Regions from separate parts of the Homo sapiens genome. Here regions 1, 3 and 4 are each linked to region 2. A link is an interaction called in ENCODE POLR2A ChIA-PET data of the cell type or tissue named here. Cell type or tissue: OCI-LY7. All regions are shown on one strand. Region 1 overlaps EIF2B5 (eukaryotic translation initiation factor 2B subunit epsilon). Region 2 overlaps LOC105374247 (a long non-coding RNA gene). Region 3 overlaps MCF2L2 (MCF.2 cell line derived transforming sequence-like 2). Region 4 has its middle 23 kb from the start of KLHL6.

Region 1 (5,000 bases), 1.0 Mb before region 2:
GAGTTTCGCTCTTGTCACCCAGGTTGGAGTGCAATGGCATGATCTCGGCTCACTGCAACCTCCGCCTCCTGGGTTCAAGCAATTCTCCTTCCTCAGCCTCCTGAGTAGCTGGGATTACAGGTGCCCCCCACCATGCCCGGCTAAACTTTTGTGTTTTTTGGTTTTTTTTTTGAGATGAAGTCTCGCTCTTGTCCCCCAGGCTGGAGTGCAATGGCGCGATCTCGGCTCACTGCAACCTCCACCTCCCAGATTCAAGCGATTCTCCTTCCTCAGCCTCCTGAGTAGCTGGGATTACAGGCACCTGCCACCAGGCCCAGCTAATTTTTCTATTTTTAGTAGAGATGGGGGTTTCATCATGTTGGCCAGGCTGGTCTCGAACTCCTGACCTCAGGGGATCCACCCACCTTGACCTCCCAAAGTGCTGGGATTACAGGCATAAGCTACCACGCCTGGCTTTTTTGTATTTTTAATAGAGACGGGGGTCCACTATGTTGGCCAGGGTGGTCTTGAACTCCTGACCTCAGGTGATTCACCTGCCTCGGCCTCCCAAAGTGCTGGGATTACAGGTGTGAGCCACTGAGCCCAGCCAGCACGTGCCTTTTTAAAATAATTCCTTTACTGGTATTTCAATAGAATTTTTGGAGGGGGCATAAAGGCTCATGTGTTTAATTTTCCGTATTTAACTGGAAAGTTTTTGTTTTGCTTTTAATGCATGCTTCCAGCCTCTTCTATTTTTTAGGCCACTCCAGCATCAAATTTCTGTAAAGCCTTCCCTAATCACCCTAACTGGAAGTAATCTCTCTTTCTGAAAAAGCTCTGTAGACTACTTCTGATTTCTGCTATACATTCAGTACAGATACAGGGATGTCTCACTGTACTAGGTCCATGCCATAATGCCAGAATCTTCATACTAGACACTAGATCCTATACCTAACAAGACAGAAACTGAGATTTACTAGAAAATTAAGCCAAACCCTGGCCAGCCTGTCTTTTCCTTTTCCAGTGATGCCTTCATACCCACAAGCTGACTTCAGTCAGCCCATCCTCAGTTTATATCCTTTTTTTTGAGACAGAGTTTCACTTGTCGCCCAGGCTGGAATGCAATAGTGTGATCTCAGCTCACTGCAACCTCCGTCTCTTGGGTTCAAGCGATTCTCCTGCCTCAGCCTCCCGAGCGGCTGAGATTACAGGCACCCACCACCACGCCTGGCTAATTTTTGTATTTTTAGTAGAGACAGGGTTTCACCATGTTGGCCAGGCTTGTCTCAGACTCCTGACCTCAGCTGATCTGCCCACCTCAGCCTCCCAAAGTGCTGGGATTACAGGCGTAAGCCACCGCGCCTAGGCCAGTTTATGTCTTTCTATCCAACTAAAATGAATAAAGGCAACCATTTGTTCTGTAACATCTGGGACGGTAGGGATGGGGGGGTAGAGCATCACTTGTTACAACAGTCACATTAGCCACCGTTTAAGTACCACTAAAGGAAATTATTATTATTATATTGTTTTGAGGCAGGGTCTCGCTCCATCACCAAGGCTGGAGTGCAGTGGCACAATCTCGGCTCACTGCAACCTCCGCCTCCCAGGTTCAAGCAATTCTCCCTGCTTCAGCCTCCTGAGTAGCTGGGATTTCAGGCGCCTGCCACAATGCCCAGCTAATTTTTGTATTTTTGTAGAGATGGGGTTTCGCTATGTTGGTCTCGAACTCTTCGCCTCAGGTGATCCGCCTGCCTCAGCCTCCCAAGGTGCTGGGATTACAGGCGTGAGCCACTGCACGCGGCCAGAATTGTTGACTCACTCTATATGAAGACAAGGAACTCAAAAAGAAAAGACAGAAAGGCATGTCTCTTTTGGTTAAGGTTAAAGCAATACAGCAAAGTAACAAGCTCCAGGTCAAGAGTCCAATATCACACCTGGCTCTGTCAGTTACTAGCTAGGGAAGCTCTGTGAGCTTCAGGCACCTTATCTGAAAATGGGGATAAGACTTCATGGGGCTCATGTGAGGATTAAATGAAACAATATGTGAAAACTGCTTGCCTGTCACATAGTAAACACTCTCAAGGGAAAGCACCCTTCACATGGCCTTCCTGTGTTCTTGGGACCTCCATTACTGGCTCTGGGTTATATTTGTCTGTGGGGCCAATTTTCCCTTCACTGAAACACAATACGCTGAAGGACAGAGTTCTGGATTCTGAGGGTCAAGTCCTTAGCTTTACCCCTCAAGAGTCATGTGACCTTGAGCTGATTTCCTTATTTCTGATGAAGCGTGGCCCAGCTTCCTGACAGAACGAGTACCAGATCAACTGGAAAAGGCATGTGAAAGGAACTGGCATGTCTAATGGGCTTTACATATGGTTGGCAACATAATCCTCTGGCAGAAAAGTGTTCAAAATGGGACTCTATGGAAACGGGCTTAGGCACACCACCCCAGGATCACAAGTTGGTCCACAGAGGCTGGAAAAGAACCTCCGCCCTCCACTACCCATGAGCCATGGGAAAGGTTAATTAGCAAGGTACCACAGTACCACCTAGTGGCTGGCACACCCGTCCTCCCTCTCCCCCAGGTGTTAAGGAAAGGCTATCATGTGATTCTGGTCACATACTTCACTGGCTGATTAGTCAGGGATGGAGACAAACCAAATACACCACTCTCTCTTTTAATATTAACATATACAAGCAGCAGAAAGAGCCAACTGCTCTCTGCTGTTCCCTGAGGGAAAGCCGGAGCACAAAGCTGTTCCTCTGGCCTTCCTCCAACTGCCGGGCCTGCTTAGCTCCTCCCTAGGCAGAAGCTTTGTTCCAGCCCCACTTCCACATCCCAACTCCACAGTCAGGATGGGAGGCACATGGTTGCTAGCAGGGGAAAGAATACTGTAGTTCCAGCCTCTGCTCCTTTCAGTCTCAGCCTGGATGGTGGTCACTCATCCCTCTGCAGCTAGTTCCTCACTTGTCCCAGCCCAGGAGCCAGGAGGGCACTCAATCACACCCAAAGGAGCAGGCAGTGTGACTTCAGTCATCTTCAGATGACTCCTCTTCTGCCTCTTTTAGCCACTGGATGAACCTCTGCAGCTGTAAAGAAGCAGAGGAGAGATCGGCTGGGGGAGGTGCACATAACTCTCCTGCTCCCCTCGGCAGATAAACAGCTCTAACAACCAGAGCCCCAGAAACCAACCACCCTAGAGTCTAGGGGCCAGGACCTGGGAATGAGATAACCATCTTGGCGAGAGGAGGACAGCCTGACGCACCTGTTGATTCTTGCGCAACTGCTGGCCCTTGTCAGTTGTATCTCTTTGGCTGAACCAGCTCAGAATTGTTTCCTCAGCCAGGATCTCCAGCTGGTAGAAAGCCATCAGTACCTGCAAAAGGCCAATAAAGGGGACCTCAGGGGCCTTGGAAAGTCCAGCAGGATACTCTACCAGGCCCTCAGATCCCTCTATGCACTGAGTAGCCTCCTCCAAAACGGACAAGAGTGAGCTGTTCGCTCTGCTCCTGGGGCAGGTCTAACTTCTGGAACTATTGCTGGGGAGAGCTTTGCACATTTCCAGACCACCCCCCAGATGGCTACCTTATTAGTCCGGCTCCAAGCTGTACTATTCTAGCAATAAGCATATTGGGAGTGGATGGTCCATACTGGATTCACATTAGCTTCTATTTTATGTCTCCCAAGGGGGTCACCAACCCTCGTTTGAAAGCAAGTGCAGAAGAATGGGGCTTGAGGTCATATTCACCTTGGCCATGGAAATACCAAGAGCTTCATGCTCTAGGAAGAAGTCCTCAATGGCTGCTAACGCTTCCAAATGGTCGGCTGCGCGCTTTATGTAGTTCCTAAAAACAGGGCTCCAGGCCTTTAGCAGCTATGGAAGAAAGAAGGGAGCTGCAGTATATTCCTAAGCATTCACCTATACCTGGACATCCAAGCAAATCCATACTGATGACATGGGTGGACAAAAGGGAGATGATACAGGTTCTGTGGAATTATGTCAGAGGGACTTGGGAGTTGTTGACAGGGTTTGGGAAAAAGAGATTCCTTAGGGAAGGTGAAAGGGGATCAGATGCTATAGGCTGCCTCAAAATACCTATTCCCACCCCAGAGGCTGATCTTGTGTTGGGTCAAATTGCTGCCATAGAGTCTGAATGTCCAGGTCCATTCTGAATATACCTTTGTGGGCCTAGGATGGTATGAAATCCTGGAGTCTCAAAGGCCAGTCAGTATTGAACTCAATCTGACCCCTCTGAACCAGCCAAGGCTGCTCTAGAGCCCAACCAGCTTCCAGAGGCAAGGAAAAAGGAACCAGAAGTGACATACACCCAATATAACAAGACAGTCTACTCCTGATTTCCTTTGCCTGTACCCAATCCCTTGTACTCAGCTCCAATCTTTGCTCACAGGAAGCAGCAGGGCACAGTAGCGGCTTGAGTCAAGCGGGGAATCCATCTGTTGCAGGGGGAACTCCAGGACCACGTGGCTCAGTACCTGCATCACCTCCTTTAGACTTATGTTATAGGCATACCTGTGGGGAGACTGGGGTGACACCAGGGCCTTCACTGGCCTTTCAGCAGGCTTAGAACTATGACTTTGATAGACATTGGAGAGGAATCTGGATGGAACAATATGGAAGGGGAGGGTTTAGGAAGGAGAAAGTCTATGCTGAGGCTAGAACTTAATAATGCTCTCCTTGCTCCAAATACTACTGGTCTTTCCATTTGGGATGTCGAAGGAATAGGTTCCTATTTGGAGACAAAACACTTACGAGAAAGCCTCTACCTTCCCGGGATCACCCCGAGGAGAACAGGGAGGGGCTGCTCTTACTTGAGAGAGTTGATTTCCAGGACGAGATTGTCACAAGAAATGTTCTCCTCTTTGCCCCGCTGTAGTGTTCCTAAAACTTCATTCTGGAACACTGAAATCAAAGCAAGGATAAGTTCATGGGCCAACATCATTCAGAATGCTCTAAGTCATCTAGTCTTGACTCGATACCAAACCCTTTCTGAGGAACGTA
Region 2 (5,000 bases):
CCATCTATTCGGGAGTCTGGGGCATGAGAATTGCTTGAACCCAGGGAGCGGAGGTTACAGTGAGTTGAGATAGCGCCACTGCACTCCAGCCTGGGTGACAGAGTGAGACTCTGTCTCAACATCGACAACAAAACAAAGGCATAAAGTTTTATGTGTGAGGTTTTAGGCCTGAGCACAAGATTAGCAAGAGGAATCTTTCAAGGCAGCAGGATCTCCTGGCCTCCATCTATTCTCACCACCTGCCAGGAGTCCCTACCCACACTTCCTGTTAAGATAGCTCTGATTATAAGCTTGTTCTATACTCACCTGCCTCTGTAGCTTCACTAGCTATTGGATGGACACTTTTAATTGGACAGTTTTAAAAGACATTACCGGCTGGGCGCGGTGGCTCACACCTGTAATCCCAGCACTTTTGGAGGCGGAGGCGGGTGGATCGCAAGGTCAAGAGATCGAGACTATCCTGGCCAACATGGGGAAACCCCGTCTCTACTAAAAATAAAAAAATTAGCTGGGTGTGGTGGTGCACACCTGTAGTCCCAGCTACTCGGGAGGCTGGGGCAGGAAAATCTCTTGAAACCAGGAGGCGGAGGTTGCAGTGAGCCAAGATAGTGCCACTGCACTCCAGCCTGACAACAGAGTGAGACTGTCTCAAAAAAAAAAAGTCAGCCAGGCATGGTGGTGCACACCTGTAATCCCAGCTACTCAGTAGGCTGAGGCAGGAGAATTGCTTGAACCTGGCAGGCGGAGGTTGCAGTGAGGCAAGATAGTGCCACTGCACTCCAGCCTGGGTGACAGAGCGAGACTCCATCTCAAAAAAAAAGAGAGAGAGCTATTGCCACGTTTGCCCCAAAGCCACAAGCATCTTCCACAGGCAGCTCCCAGACAATGACTGAGCATGCAGGGATACTAAGGTGAAACCATTCCCGGGACACATTGTCCTCATCTGACAGCTGACTTTGGCTTGAGAACTTCTCAACTGCCAGAACTTCCCCAGACTGCACGGCAGAAATGCTTCTGCCCAGTGCTCTTTCCCTTTCTCCTTCATGCAAGTTCAAGCTGGCATCATGGTCTGAAAACTCTCCAGCACCTTGGCTCCCTCACCATTTTCTCCCACAGACTTTTCACCTGATAAAGTCTGGCATGGTTAATCCCATCTTGGCATCTTTTTCTTTAAAGTCCCAGACTAACGTAAGTGGTGCTGAAAGTGCCCCAAGAAAAGAGGCAGTAGGAAGGGGATTTGGAACTGGCTCACCCATCACCCAGCAGATGAGGGGATACTGTCCTGGTTGATAGGTGGACGCAGATAGTTCCTGGACCTGGGTGGCAGCTCAGTTGCTAACGATTTCATTGGTGGTGACCTGAGAAAAGATGCTTTTGGAGGGGAATGCTGTAGCAGGTGTGATTTCACAAGCATTTAACAATATGGGAGAACAATGCCTACCAAGACAGCAGAATGGGCTGTCCTACTAAATTGTGTTGATGGCCCTGCAGGGGAATAACAGACTGAGGGCTGTTAACAAGCAGTGAATCACCAAATATGAGAGTAGGAGAGCCTTGGGAGCAGCTTACAAAACAGGCATTATCTTCCGCAGTGGCAAGACAGACTCGGTTTTGAACAGCTGGTCAAAAATCTAATTGCAAGCTGGGCTTGATGGCGCATGCCTGTAATACCAGCACCTTGAGTGGCTCAGGTGGGAGGATTGCTTGAGCCCAGGAGATTGAGACCAGCGTGAGCAACATAGAGAGACTCCTGTCTCTACAAAAAGTTAAAAAATTAGCTGGGCATGGTGGTGCTCACCTGTGGTCCCAGATATTCGGGAGGCTGCGGTGGGAGGATAGCTTGAGCCCAGGAGATCAAGGCTGCAGTGAGCAGTAATCTCACCACTGCACTCCAGCCTGGGTGACAGGGCAAGACCCTGTTTCAAAAAAAAAAAAAAAAATTGCAAGTCTACAGAGCCTCAAAGAGATTTGAGTGTCTGGTGCAGGCAGGTCTGGTATACAAAGTGCAGGGCCCTGGTGGGGAAATCCGGGATCCTGAACCATAGCTCAGGGGCACTGAGATGGATTCCGCCAGTGATATTTGACTCTGCAAAAGCCCAGAGCCTCTGGGATTTCAGATGTAGCCCAGCCTTCCCTACTTCGTGCTAGCACATCAGTTTTCTGGAAGATGCTACTGAAGCCTCTCTCACAAGGCAAGAGGTGACCCCTCAGGAGTTGCCTCACCTCTTCTCCTCCTTGCCAGGCTGAGAACTAGTATGAAAATGCAGCTGAACACATGCTGGGCCTGATTGAGGCAGGAGAATCGGGAAATTGGGGTTAGCAGGGTTTCAGCAAGTGCAGCCAGTGCGCACGGGCAGGGGAACAGTAGGTGCAGCCAGTCCGCACGGGCAGGGGAACAGCAGGCGCAGTCAGTGCGCACGGGCAGGGAAACAGCAGGCGCAGCCAGTCCGCAAGGGCAGGGGAATAGCAGGCGCAGCCAGTCCGCACGGGCAGGGGAAAAGCAGGTGCAGCCAGTCCTCACGGGCAGGGGAACAGCAGGTGCAGCCAGTGCGCACGGGTAGGGGAACAGCAGGTGCAGCCAGTCTGCACCGGCAGGGGAACAGCGGGTGCAGTCAGTGCGCATGGGCAGGGGAACAGCGGGTGCAGTCAGTGCGCATGAGCAGGAGAGCCGCAGGTGCAGCATATAGATCACATCCTCGCTCCCATGACAACAAGCCCCTTTAGCCCCCCATTGGCCGCCGGCCAGTCCTTCATGGGGTGTGGCCAATTGGAGGCTTCTGAGGGTTTCCTAGGGGTTTTGCTGGGTTCTTTCTAGCTTAATTTAAAAAAAACCCTACTTGAGGGGGCTCTTCAGCAACTGCTTGCTCGAGCCCACTCCCACTCTGTGACCGTCTTCAATAAATCTGTGCCCACTCCGTGGTGTTGTGTTCAACTATTTGTCCAATACGCCAAGAACCTGGACATCACATTTAGGACTTTTTTTTTTTAATTTGAGATGGAGTTTTGCTCTTGTCACTCAGGCTGGAGTGCAGTGGCGTGATCTCGGCTCACTGCAACTTCCGCCTCCCGGGTTCAAGCGATTCTTCCACCTCAGCCTCCCGAGTAGCTGGGATTACAGGCGCCCAACACCATGCCCAGCTAATTTTTGTATTTTTAGTAGAGATGGAGTTTCACCATGTTGGCCAGGCTGGTCTCCAACTCCTGACCTCAGATGATCCACCCACCTCAGCCTCCCAAAGTGCTGGGATTACGGGCGTGGGCCACCGCACCTGGCAGCATTTAGGACCTTCTCTCTGGTAACATAAGTAGGGGAAGAGACAACACACACCCAAAATGGCAAGAATCCGCTGGCACGGACAGGCTGGACCCAGGTGAGTACTCCTGGGGTTGGATTTTGAAGGTGCTTGGTCAATAGAGCCAAAAGGTAAATCTGGGTGAGCAAGAATTCACTGACCTCAGGGTAGATTCTTGAACATGGTATTTAACACCCAGCAAGAACTCCAGGGAATGGACACTTGCTGAGATGGCTCTTAGAAGCCTGGAAGAAATGATAGCCAATTCTAAGCAAAGCGGAGATGCCTGGGTGGCCCTGGCAGATGGCAGAGGAAGGAATAAGGAGGTTGAGGAGAGTGTTGAATTGATGTGTTTTAGTAAGGTCAGAAGACATGCTAGAGGATTGTTTTCCATGAGAGGGCTTAGGATACATCTTTTATCAAGGCCGTCAGAGGGGTGCCGGCATCCCTGGGCACGTTGGTGTGGCTCTTTTTTGTAACACAGTTGGTAGGAGAGAGGTCCCAGAACTGGGAGTGTGGGAATGATGGGTCCCCTGAAACAAAGCCAGGCGGCAGCATTTAGCACCACGAGCCGGGAGACTGTCATTACCATAACAACTGGCAAGGTAGAGGGGCATCCAAAGGAGCTTGGTTTGCAGGACTGTGGATGTGGTTAATGGAGCAGGGAATCCCTAGGAGCAAAATACAGGGGCAGCCAGCATGGGTCCTGCTTAACATCTAAAGCAACAGCAACAACAACAGACAGTGGAGAGGCAGGAGGCTAAGGGTGGTCACTCCAATAAAACACCACGATTCCTTGCTCCGTTTCCAGAACCGAGGCAATTTTTAGATCTAGAGTCACTGTCTGAATAAGTGGCTTGCTCTCTAGGAGGAAGAGCCTGTGAAGATTCTTCCCCTTCTTCCCCCAAAGGGACTTGAGAGGAAAATACTGTCTTACTTCTTCTTTCACACCATAACAATCAACACAGAAAACTGCTGTGATCAAATGTGTATGTTTCTCCCCACCCTCAAATACCGAGCAAGCCATCAGTTCTGCAGTGGACACCAGATGGCTTCCTTCAATTCAATTCTGACACTGCCTGGAGACAGCATCAGATCCCATGTTGTACCCGAGCGAGTTAGAAAAACGCCACACTTTGAGATGAATTAAAAGTCCTTTATTAGCCAGCGACCGAGAGACGGCTAACGCTCAAAATTTGGCCCCAAGAAAGGGGCTTGATTAACTTTTACATCTTGGTTTAGGAAGGGGGGCGGGGGGTCTAGTTAAAACAATTTTACAGAAGTTAAGTAGTCAAAAAGGTAAAAGGATAAATGGTTACAGGAAAGTAAACAGTTCCAGGTGCAGGGGCTTTAAGACTATTACAAGGTGATAGACACAGGGCTTTGGGCGTTATCAATCAGACGAATTCTTGGGCACTGCGGATATAGCTCGCCACAGTATCTTATCCGTTAATTGCATTCTTGGATGTGCTGGGAGTCAGCTTGCACAAGTTAAGTCCTTGAGGAAGAGGCTGCCAGTGAAAGAGCCAAGATGGAGTTTGTCTTGTTCTCTTAGCTAAGGGAGAAACAAGGCCTGGTGAATAAGGAAAAAACAAGGTTGGGCATTACACCCACGGGTTGAGGGCTCACCCCCCAAGACAGCTCCCCACCCGCTCTGCACTTCTGATGCCAGTTGCAAGCCCTGGGTTATTTTGCCTGTATTTTTGA
Region 3 (5,000 bases), 140 kb before region 2:
ATTTTAAGGTGAAACATTAGATATCTTTGCAACTGTTACATTTCCAATATAAGACCTCTAAAAAAGAAAAGAAATTCTACCTAATGGCTGTCTTCAAGTGTTTTTGTGCTGGGGCTTTAGCTATATGGAACTTTATTTCAAGCCATGGGCAACAATTAGAAGCCATTTGGAATTCTTATCCTCCTGCAGAGAATACATTTGTAGAGTTAGTTCTTGATTCAGTGTTAGTCCAAAGACTTTAAATTCCACTATGGCAATCATGGCTTTGGGATAGAGGGGAAAGCTGGGTAATAAAACCTACAATGTGAATCCAGGTACAAGATCTCCACCTATGTAAACTCACTTATATCTCTTTATAAGTTAAACATGGGTGTAGATCTGTTTCCTGGTTATGGGGGAAGTAAAGACGGGGAATTTCAAATGAACAAATGGGTAAAGACAGACCCTAAGTCTTTATTAACGGGACTGGTGGCATGGGATTATAGATTATTCTTAGATTTTAGGGAAGTTATATGAACTCAATAATTCCCAGTAACCAGTTTGATTATGCAAAATTTGAAACAAATAAAAAAGCTGACATATAAAGGAGGTCTCAGAGAGGTCAAACACTCGCTTTTCTGAGCTTGGCCCTCTGTGCTCATTCTTGCAACACACTTGTTTGGGCTGACACGGTTGCTTGCTCTTTTAAATATAACTGTTGTCAGTTTTTTTCTTGCCTACTTAAGAAACTTCTCCTTTTACCCAGTCTAGCAACAGTTACTACCATGGGTATGTCTACTATATACCAGGCCCTGTTCCAAATGCCTTACGAATGTGGTAGCTCTTTAAGCCTTACAACAACCTTTGAGGAAGAAAGGATCTCCCTCCACATTTTGCAGAAGATACTGAGGCATCGAGATACCGAGTTAACCATGTAATGTCAACAAATTCCAGACCCTGTGGCAGCTTAGAGCAGCTTGTGAGTCCCAGCCCCATCCCTGTGTTCCTCACCTGCCCTTTTTCCTTGGCATGGGCACAGGTGTTCCTGCAGTTCTCATCGGGAGGGGAGGGCAGGGGAGGAGGTGGGCAGGGTCAAGAGAAGCAACCCAAGATGGATGAGAATTTGCTTCACTGCCAGAAGTGTGAAGTCATTTCTGTTTTGCTGCATTCTGTTAGCACTGTTCTTACTTCCTTCACTAACACACTCTTTTTCAAACCTTCCATTTCAGTTTTCCCTCCTTCTTCTTCTTGGTCTCACTAGTACTAGACAGTGGGCAGAAGTGACCTCATCAGTCTGTGTCCTTTGGGTGTAGTCTTTCAACCACAAAAAAGATTCAGGGACTCCAAGGATGGAGATCCAAAGTCGCAGGAGGGTGACAAAAAGAGGTGGGGTGGAAGGAAGGAGAGGAGGCAAAAAAGTACCGGACTCAGGGAGGATGTTTTAAGCAAGTATTGGGTAAAATGAAAGGCGAGGAGTCAGACACAGACACCCTGGCCTGGAAAAGCTGCCATTCTCTAATGAAAAAGCTGTATCAAAACCGTTTTCATGTGTAAAGGCAGGGAAAATCTGAAGATATATTCAAAGTCAGCTCATAAAATGACACGTAAGAAGTAAACCTGATGAAGAGATGTAAACCAGTTATCCATCATAAGGTAGATGAATAAAAAATACAAGTTCTCCTATCAATAAGAGTAAGAATTATTGCCTAAAATGCATACCCAGCCCTTTAATGTGATATAAAACATGCTACAAACAGCCACTACTCCTAGCCCCACCCCTGCCACCCCACTAGGACTCCTCAGACACAATGACTGCTTTATTTGAGTCACTAGAAGAACAACGTTCACTCAAGCTAGAATTTTTCAAACATTCTTGAGATTTGTTAGGCTGGCTTTGCCCCAGAAAAACTGACTAAGATACATTTGAAATGTTGCATTATGTTGGGTGGGCTTCATCCACAAATCTGTTATTAGAAACCCATATGCAGTTGGTCGTGTACGTTCATGGGTTCCGCATCCTCAGATTCAACCAACTACAGATCAAAAACATTTGAAAAAAAAATTTATGGTCGTGTCTGTACTGAACATGCACATTTTTTTCTTGTCATTATGCACTAAACAATACCGTGTAACAATTGTTTACATAGCATTTATATTGCATTAGTTATTATAAGTAATCTAGAGATGATTTAAAGTACATGGGCCAGGTGTGGTAGCTCATACTTGTAATCCCAACTACTTGGGAGGCGGAGGCAGGAGGATCATTTGACTCAGGAGCTCAAGGCTACATGCCTCTGCACTCTAGCCTGGACAACAGAGTGAGACCCATCTCTAAACACATAAAAATAAAAAAAAAGAGTACATGGGAATATTGCATAGGTTATAATATAAATGCTGTACCATTTTATATAAGGGACTTGAGCATGCATGGATATCAGGGGCGGGGGGGTGGTGTCCTGGGACTAATTCCCCAAGGATACTGAGGGACAACAAACTATGGACCCCAAACCAGGTGCTCTGTGAATGAAGAGCTTTCCTCTGAGATGAGGGAAGCAGGGAGAAGATGGAAACTGGGGAAGGCTTTGTGGGAGAGGTGGCAAATGAGCAGGAGCTAGAACAGAATTCAAATGTGGGTTTGGGGAGGAAAGGAGGAAGACACAGCTCAGAAAGAGAAGTCTACAGCCATACCCCGCTGAATGCACCTGATCCTGGCTGATCTCAGAAGCTAAGCAGGGTTGGGCCTGGTTAGTACTTGGATGGGAGAAAGAAAAGGAGAAGGGAGGAGTAGGGCAAGGAGCATTTCAACTGGCTTAAAGGGTGAAGTGGGCCGGGTGCGGTGGCTCATGCCTGTAATCCCAGCACTTTGGGAGGCCGAGGCGGGCGGATCAGGAGGTCGGGAGATCAAGACCATCCTGGCTAACATGGTGAAACCCCATCTCTACTAAAAACACAAAAATTAGCTGGGTGTGGTGGAGCATGCCTGTAATCCCAGCTACTCGGGAGGCTGAAGCAGGAGAATCGCTTGAACCCAGGAGGCGGAGGTTGCGGTGAGCCGAGATGGCACCATTGCACTCCAGCCTGGGCAACAGAGCGAGACTCCGTCTCAAAAAAAAAAAAAAAAAAAAAAAAAAAGGGTGAAGTGGAGGGAGCAAGGAATAAGACATTCCAAGAGAGACTACGCAGGAATTTTTTTTAAGCACATAAGAGAAAAAGTTGTGGCTTGAGTGGGGAAATGTCAAATCACTTAGTTTGGCTAGAAGTTAGGGTAAAGGGAAAAAACGGAAAAAAGGAGATCAGAAAGTTTAGCTGTGGTTGAATAATAATAAGAAAAACCAGGATTCAGAAACAGGATGACGATATAACCCAGTGTCTGCCTGTTGCCCAGTGGCAGTTCCTACGTCCCATTCTGGACATTGTCTTTAGAAGCAACACTTGATAGAGGGTTTATAACACAGAGGTACAAAAAGTAGAAGATGGTGTAAAACAAGAGGTATATGTAACATGTTTCTGTCTTGGTGGATCAACATTTAGTCTAAGTTAACTACCATTTATTAAGTGCCTGCCCTATTCTAGGCATTACAGCGGGCAGCCCTGAAAGTAGGTTAATACGTATATTTAACTAATTCAACAAACATTAACTTATCACATACTGTGTAGTAGGCCATGGGCAGGATAGGATGCTAAAAAGACTTCAGAGATGTTTCAGGTGTAGCTCTTCTATCAAAGGGTCAATAAATATTCCAGTGCAAGCTGGAATCTGGACCTGATGGTGGTGAAAGAGAGTAAAAAAGCCGAGAGTGTTTAAATGCCAACAAAAGTAGATGTATACTGTGCCTCTCCATTTACTAGTCACATGAGCTCGACTTGTCTCTAAACCATGTACCAGTGTTTTCTCAGGATCATTTGAGATAACTTGTTGACAATGTCAGTCCAGATTAGATGTTCCATCTGTGCAAATTTCCTTTCTCTAGAATCTGTTTGTGTAGCTTTACCAGGATGGGTTAGTTAATGGATGGCTGATTTTTTTTTCAGGTTTTTTTCTTTTTAGAATACTGAGCTATACTCATAATATGCTTCTTCTCAAAAAACATTAATTAGGTAGGAGTTTTTAAAAATACTGATCTGATGGCTAAGGGCCATTTAACACATCGCAAATACTGTTGAGGCAGAAGTATCATCCCTAATTGACTGAATATGGTCCTTCTCATGTTCCCCATTATTCCATTAATGGAATAACGGTCTTCCGTTATTCTTGTTCCCACAAGCACTTAAAATACATTTCAATTAGGATGACACAGGTATAAGATTATATGGTCCTCTAAAGTAAGAGAAGGAAACTTGAGGTGAGTCCATCCTTGAACTTACTTTGCTTAGAGCACTATGAAAAAGTTATAGGAAGTTATAGGAAAGGAGCAAAAGAGTCAAATCTGAAATATTAGGTGGATCTTAGGCTGTAGAACAGTATTTTGAACTTGAACTTTTGGGCTTTGTTGCCTACACACTTGGTAGAACATTCTCTTTTGTAGAGAACTGGCTTCTAGTGTTAAAGCCTTCTATGGAAGAGAAATCTGAATAAGTTACATATCAAAGCCAGCAACTGAATTTGTAGAATTAAAATGTTTCTAAAAAATCGCTTTTTTATTCAAATCTTGTATCTCACCTGATCAAGTTTCTTATCCTTTAAATATAAAGATTCTTACATCCCCTATATATATGTAAACTAATACATAATAATTAGATATTGCATACCGTAAGGAAAGTAATTCTAGATTTACACTGTTCTGGTTACATCTTCGCTCACAGAGATTCGATATCAAAGGGCAGAGCTCTTGTAATTTACTGTGCCTCAGTTTCTGGAACACAGATACAATGAATTCCTCTCCTTACAAGGTTATTCTAACAATGCATTAAAATAATGGCTATGGAAATATTTCAGAAAAGGCATAATGTATTATAAAAATTCAAAGCTGAGATCTATTTACTTCAGCATATATAAAATTCCCCCTGAATAGGGGACATTT
Region 4 (5,000 bases), 460 kb before region 2:
CGTGGGGACAGAATGGAGACCCTCAATGCAGAGGAGGCTGGGACTGAGAGCTGCAGGAGCTGTGTGCACAGTCCTCCCTGCCCTGCCCCATTTGCAGAAATCTCAGGGAGAGTCCTGGACTTTCCACAGGACACAGGAATGGGATTGCAACCTGTTTTATCTAGACCTTAAAGGAGCAGAGCTACTCCAGCTGACACCAGGCCACATTTCAAGTCAGGTTTATTGAATGATGTGTTGGAGGAAATGCTTAAGATTCTGCATTTTCCTTATGCCTGAACTCTGAACCATTACCAGTTTATGGACATATGGAGGTAGTTGAAGTCAAAGGATATAGAGATTAGCTTATTTTAAGATAGTGAGTGACTAGGATGAGGGGATTTGTTGACCTGCTTCTTGAGAAAAGTGACTTATTGGGAACTTAAGCTCTGAGGCACTCAAAGGCCAGTAGACTGCACTTCCTGAGTGATAGAACTTTGGCAAGTTGTCGGAACACTGACCTTGATACTTATCCAGGGAGGCGCAGCGCCTTAGTTTCAAACCGCACGACTGGAGACTGCTCATTTTCCATTTCTGTACTGCCGAGAGCTTGGTGAAGTCACAGGTTTTGAAGAGTTACAGAGTTATTTGGAGGAAATAAGTTGCAATCTTGGAAGAGATTTGAGGAGTTTGAATCATGCTTAAGTTTCTGTGGCTGCCGCCGGAATCTTAGGAAATGATTTCCATACAGCTTATTAATTTCCCAGAAAACTGGTTTCCCTAGTGATGAGTGTTAATTTACAAGACCTGTAATGTAACTGCATGGATGGATTTTGCACCCAATGAGTGGGCCACGGAGTGGGTGGCAGGGCCCCCCTGTGGGAGTATGCTGAGGGGGCGGACTGGAATTAAAATCGGTCCACTGAGCTGTGTACCCTTGAGGGAGGCTGCATCTGCGGGGGAGGAAGGGTTGCCGTTTTCGTTTTCTTTTTCTTTTTCTTTTTTTTCTGAGATGGAGTCTTGCTCTGTCGCCCAGGCTGGAGTGCAATGGTGTGATCTCGGCTTACTGCAACCTCCACCTCCTGGGTTCAAGCGATTCTCCTGCCTCAGCTTCCTGAGTAGCTGGGATTACAGGCACGAGCCACCATACCGGGCTAATTTTTGTATTTTTAGAAGAGACGGGGTTTCACCATGTTGGTCAGGCTGATCTTGAGCTCCTGACCTTGTGATCCGCCCGCCTCAGCCTCCCAAAGTGCTGGGATTACAGGCATGAGCCACCGCGCCTGGCCAGGGGTGCCTTTTTCTAACACATCCACCTGGAGGTACCTTCCCCAAATTTGCCCAAGGGTGGCATCTAAGCAGGCAATTGAAGGACCTTAGTAAATGATGCCACATGAGGGTAGGCATCATTGTCCCCCTTTGGCCATCCTGACATGGTAATGGGGGTGGGAAGCCCCTAAGCAGGTACCCACATAGAGAGAGGCCAAGGAAAACTTGGATGTACCTTCACATGGATCCCTCGAGATTGATCAGTTCTCAGTGGCTCTGAGAAAACTGAAATACTTTAGCAGATGTTATTTAACTTTGGAGAGCAAATTTCCGTACGTTTCTGAATTAACATGGGTTTACCTTATCAATGTATTGCATTTTCAAAGATAAAAATATATTATGCCTTTGGGAAGCTGAAGTGGGCGGATGACCTGGGGTCAGCAGTCCGAGGCCAGTCTGGCCAACATGGTGACACTCTGCCTCTACTAAAAATACAAAAATTAGCTGGGCGTGGTGGCGGATCACGAGGTCAAGAGTTTGAGACCATCCTGGCCAACATGGTGAAACCTCCTCTCTACTAAAAACACAAAAATTTGCTGGGCATGGTGGCAGGCACCTGTAGTCCTAGCTACTCAAGAGGCTGAGGCAGGAGAATCATTTGAACCCACGAGACGGAGGTTGCAGTGAGCCGAGATCGCGCCACTGCACTCCAGCCTGGCGACAGAGCAAGACTCCATCTCAAAAAAGAAAGAAAGAAACAAAAACCTAATTGAATTAGAAAAGCCACAATCGTTTCTCTTTAAATCGAGTGAGAGTACATACCTAATTATCTGTTGGGTGTACCCACATCCTGTTCTCACTTAGGATGAATTTTGGAGAAGAGCAAATTTAAAATTATTAGTTATTAAAATGAGAGGCTAATAATATCTAGACAACAGGTGGTACTCAAAGCACTTCTTGGTTGGTTTATGGAGAGCTCTGCGGCTTAGAGAGGAGGACCGTGGTCACCAGTTGAAGTGGGATACTGAGACATGTGATGGCTTAGAGAGAATCCAGTTACCTACAGTTCTTCATCATCGAGATGACCCTTGTATACTTCAGACTCAACTTGTCTAAATGTAAACCCATCATCTCCTTCCTCAAACTTGCTCTGCCTCCTGCACCTTCAGTAAAGGATATCACCATCTGTCCAATGCCCAAAGTAGAAACTTGGATGTTTTCCTTGATTTCTCCGTTTTTTCCTACCTTGTCCCTTGCTCCCCAGGTTGCATCATTTACCGAATCCCATCAGCTCTACCTTTTAAATATTTCTTGAATCCATTCACTTTCCTCCATCCCCTCAGCCCCTTCCCTATTTCAGAGCTCTGTCTTCTCTCATCTGTGGGCAGCAGGAAGCAGCTTTCTGATTTCCTCACCTCTTGTCTTACCTCACTTCAAGCCATCCTCCACACCATAGCCAGGGTAGATCTTAAGTGTACATCTGATTGTCACTGGCTTTCTTAAAGACCAGCGTCCTACACTGCCCTCCAGTTCATGCCCAGGGTCCTGTGGCTCACATATTCCTTCAGGAACAGGCTCTGGGACCTCTCCAGTTTTACCTGTTGGCCACCCCAACCTCCATGCCACAATCAGCTTCCTTTAGATCTCTGAATGCCTCTTGCTCCCTCTTCCCTCTAAGCATTTTCTTTTTTTCACGTTGGTCCCTTTGTTTAGAATGCTTAACACTCTCCTATGTCTTTCAGCTTTCAACTTAGATGTAACTTCCTCCATGAAAGCTTTCTCTGGCTTCCTCGAGTCTAGGTCAGGTTCCCCTGTTACAGGCTCCCGGAGCATCCAGTATGCCCTCCATCACAGCCCTCACTCTGCATCATCTCTGCCGCCTAAGTCCCCAAAGAGACGATGAGACGCTTGAAGGTGGGGCTGTGACCGTCTCAGTGTTACGTCTCCAGCAATTACTGTATATATGGCTGGTACTCAATAAGTATTTGTCTATAATTGAGAGTCCACAATGAATGATTGCCCTCAGAAAGATTTGGTAGCAAATAGATTACGATTAAAAGAATTTTTAAAGGCATTTTTTTCCAACTTCATCTCTCTTCTTCTTTGCAGTTCGATCCTGCAAATGCTGTAAAGTTTTGACAATGAACGCATGTATGGGATAGCCTGGTATGATAGAAACAACTCCAGGCTTGGAATTCTAACAATGGCCAACATTTGTTGAACTCTCTATAATATGCCAGGCTATGTGCCAAACCCATTACATGCATTAACTTCTTTAGTCCTCCTAATAGCTCTGTGGGATAGCTACTCATCTTCATTCAACAGAGAGGAAATAGAGAGAGGCACAGGGAATCAGACCTCAGCTCAAATCCCTGCTCTGCCACTTACTGGCTGCATGACTTGGGTGAACAATCTCTCCCTCATTTCCTGAGCTATAAAATAGAGGTACTACTCGCTGATTCCTTGATTTGCAAATTTTAAGTTTTCTTATACCCCGTACATATCACACATGCATATTACATGGTGGCTTTTCATAGGTTAATTTCGAAGGCCACCGATACATTGCTGTGTATCAGTGGACAAATGACCTGCCACATGGTTTTGTTCCAGCCTGCCAGCCATTAGTTCAGCTTTAGCAGTGATCCTGTATGTGTGTTCAATTATTTAAATAATTGACTGTACCTTGCCCTCATTATATTATAAAAATGTGTGTAATGGAAATAAAATTCTGATACTAGTGATTATTAGAATAACTAACAATTATTGAGCACTGTGTCAGCGATGAAACTCTTGTCCCTCAGCTTCAAACTTGTCTCCCACTCTTCTATATTTGGCTGTGTGATGCAGGGGCTGGAACTCTGCAAACTGCATTTTTCCTTTGTCCCCTTCTTCCTGTTAGGCTCTATTAATAAAGGACCATTAGAGGGAGGTTGCAGGACTGGATGAGAAAGAAGGGACGTTTTCCCGTTGGCTTTCCATTTATTTCTGGTTGACTTCCTGTGCCTGTCACTATCATCCAGCAATGCTGCTTCTTCAGTCTAGCAGAAGCAGTTCAATCCAGCTTGCAGTTTTTCCAATTGGCAAAGCCAGCCTCATTGCATCTCTGAAGAGATGGCTGACAGCCAGCCGGTACCTCATCCTCAGAAGTCTGTGTCTCAGTCCCATGGGACTCCCCTCTGAGCTTCTAAGTCTTAATAACGGCAACCTCTTCCCTTTGTTCTCTCAGCCCTACAAGCTGCTTCCTGCAGTTTTTACCTCTGTGATAGCTTATTGTTCTCTTTTTGCTTTTTCAGTTACATCGTTCATTCTTTATTACCTAGCTAAGCATTCTCTGTGTTAAATTCTCACTGTTAAAACAACTCATCTGTTTTCCATCTCCTAACTGGACCCTGACATAAAGCATTTATCCAATTCACTTCATTCTAAGAATAATCCTAAGAATCTAACAATAATCCTAAGAAGTTGCTTATATCTATTTATCTATTGTAATTTAAAAAAATTTGTCATTGTTATTATTATTATTTTACAGATAGGAAACTAAAGGATACAGTGGTTAGGCAACTTGCCCAAGTTTACACAGCGAGAAAGTGGCAGAGCTTGGCTTTAAATCTACGCAGGCTAGTTCCAGGGCCCTTCATCTTAAACGTTAAGCCAGTGGTTCTCAAACTTAAGTGAGCATTACAATCACCTGGATGGTTTCTTTCTTTTCTTTCTTTTTATTTATTTATTTTTTTGAGATGGAGTTTCCCTCTGTT

Evidence for each region. ChIA-PET counts read pairs that join two places held together with the same protein. Peaks named below come from ENCODE experiments on the same cell type or tissue, not always from the same donor. Only the 100,000 strongest peaks of a DNase experiment are listed, where the experiment ranks them.
Region 1: POLR2A ChIA-PET joins it to region 2 with 7 read pairs; 1 of 35 experiments calls an interaction of 5 or more read pairs at or near these places.
Region 3: POLR2A ChIA-PET joins it to region 2 with 7 read pairs; 3 of 35 experiments call an interaction of 5 or more read pairs at or near these places.
Region 4: POLR2A ChIA-PET joins it to region 2 with 5 read pairs; 1 of 35 experiments calls an interaction of 5 or more read pairs at or near these places.

What each region holds. Positions count from the first base shown.
Region 1 is chr3:184,142,953-184,147,952 of GRCh38, reverse strand. It overlaps EIF2B5 (eukaryotic translation initiation factor 2B subunit epsilon), which reads right to left. Exons shown (of 16, transcript NM_003907.3): 12 at 4,811-4,901; 13 at 4,388-4,511; 14 at 3,729-3,854; 15 at 3,246-3,356; 16 at 2,642-3,069. The coding sequence ends at 3,010. Among named protein-coding and RNA genes, the nearest start is that of DVL3, 9.9 kb to the left of the region's middle. RefSeq lists a silencer at 2,562-2,611. In OCI-LY7, CTCF peaks have their summits at 2,316 and 2,525 (motif pointing left); a DNase peak (open chromatin) is centred at 2,542.
Region 2 is chr3:183,113,845-183,118,844 of GRCh38, reverse strand. LOC105374247 (a long non-coding RNA gene) reads right to left here. Exons shown (of 3, transcript XR_924772.3): 3 at 4,592-4,848. It also overlaps a transcript of MCCC1 not described here. Among named protein-coding and RNA genes, the nearest start is that of MCCC1, 17 kb to the right of the region's middle. In OCI-LY7, no CTCF peak of the experiment used is centred here; DNase peaks (open chromatin) are centred at 2,624 and 4,224; H3K4me3 peaks cover 2,489 bases; H3K27ac peaks cover 1,861 bases.
Region 3 is chr3:183,256,070-183,261,069 of GRCh38, reverse strand. All of the region lies in intron 15 of MCF2L2 (MCF.2 cell line derived transforming sequence-like 2), which reads left to right. All of the region lies in intron 1 of B3GNT5 (UDP-GlcNAc:betaGal beta-1,3-N-acetylglucosaminyltransferase 5), which reads right to left. It also overlaps the pseudogene RNA5SP151. Among named protein-coding and RNA genes, the nearest start is that of B3GNT5, 5.3 kb to the right of the region's middle. In OCI-LY7, no CTCF peak of the experiment used is centred here; no DNase peak of the experiment used is centred here.
Region 4 is chr3:183,576,056-183,581,055 of GRCh38, reverse strand. No RefSeq gene overlaps it. Among named protein-coding and RNA genes, the nearest start is that of KLHL6, 23 kb to the right of the region's middle. RefSeq lists a silencer at 1-135 and an enhancer at 806-1,055. In OCI-LY7, no CTCF peak of the experiment used is centred here; DNase peaks (open chromatin) are centred at 475, 895, 2,675, 4,405 and 2 weaker places; H3K4me3 peaks cover 4,724 bases; H3K27ac peaks cover 5,000 bases.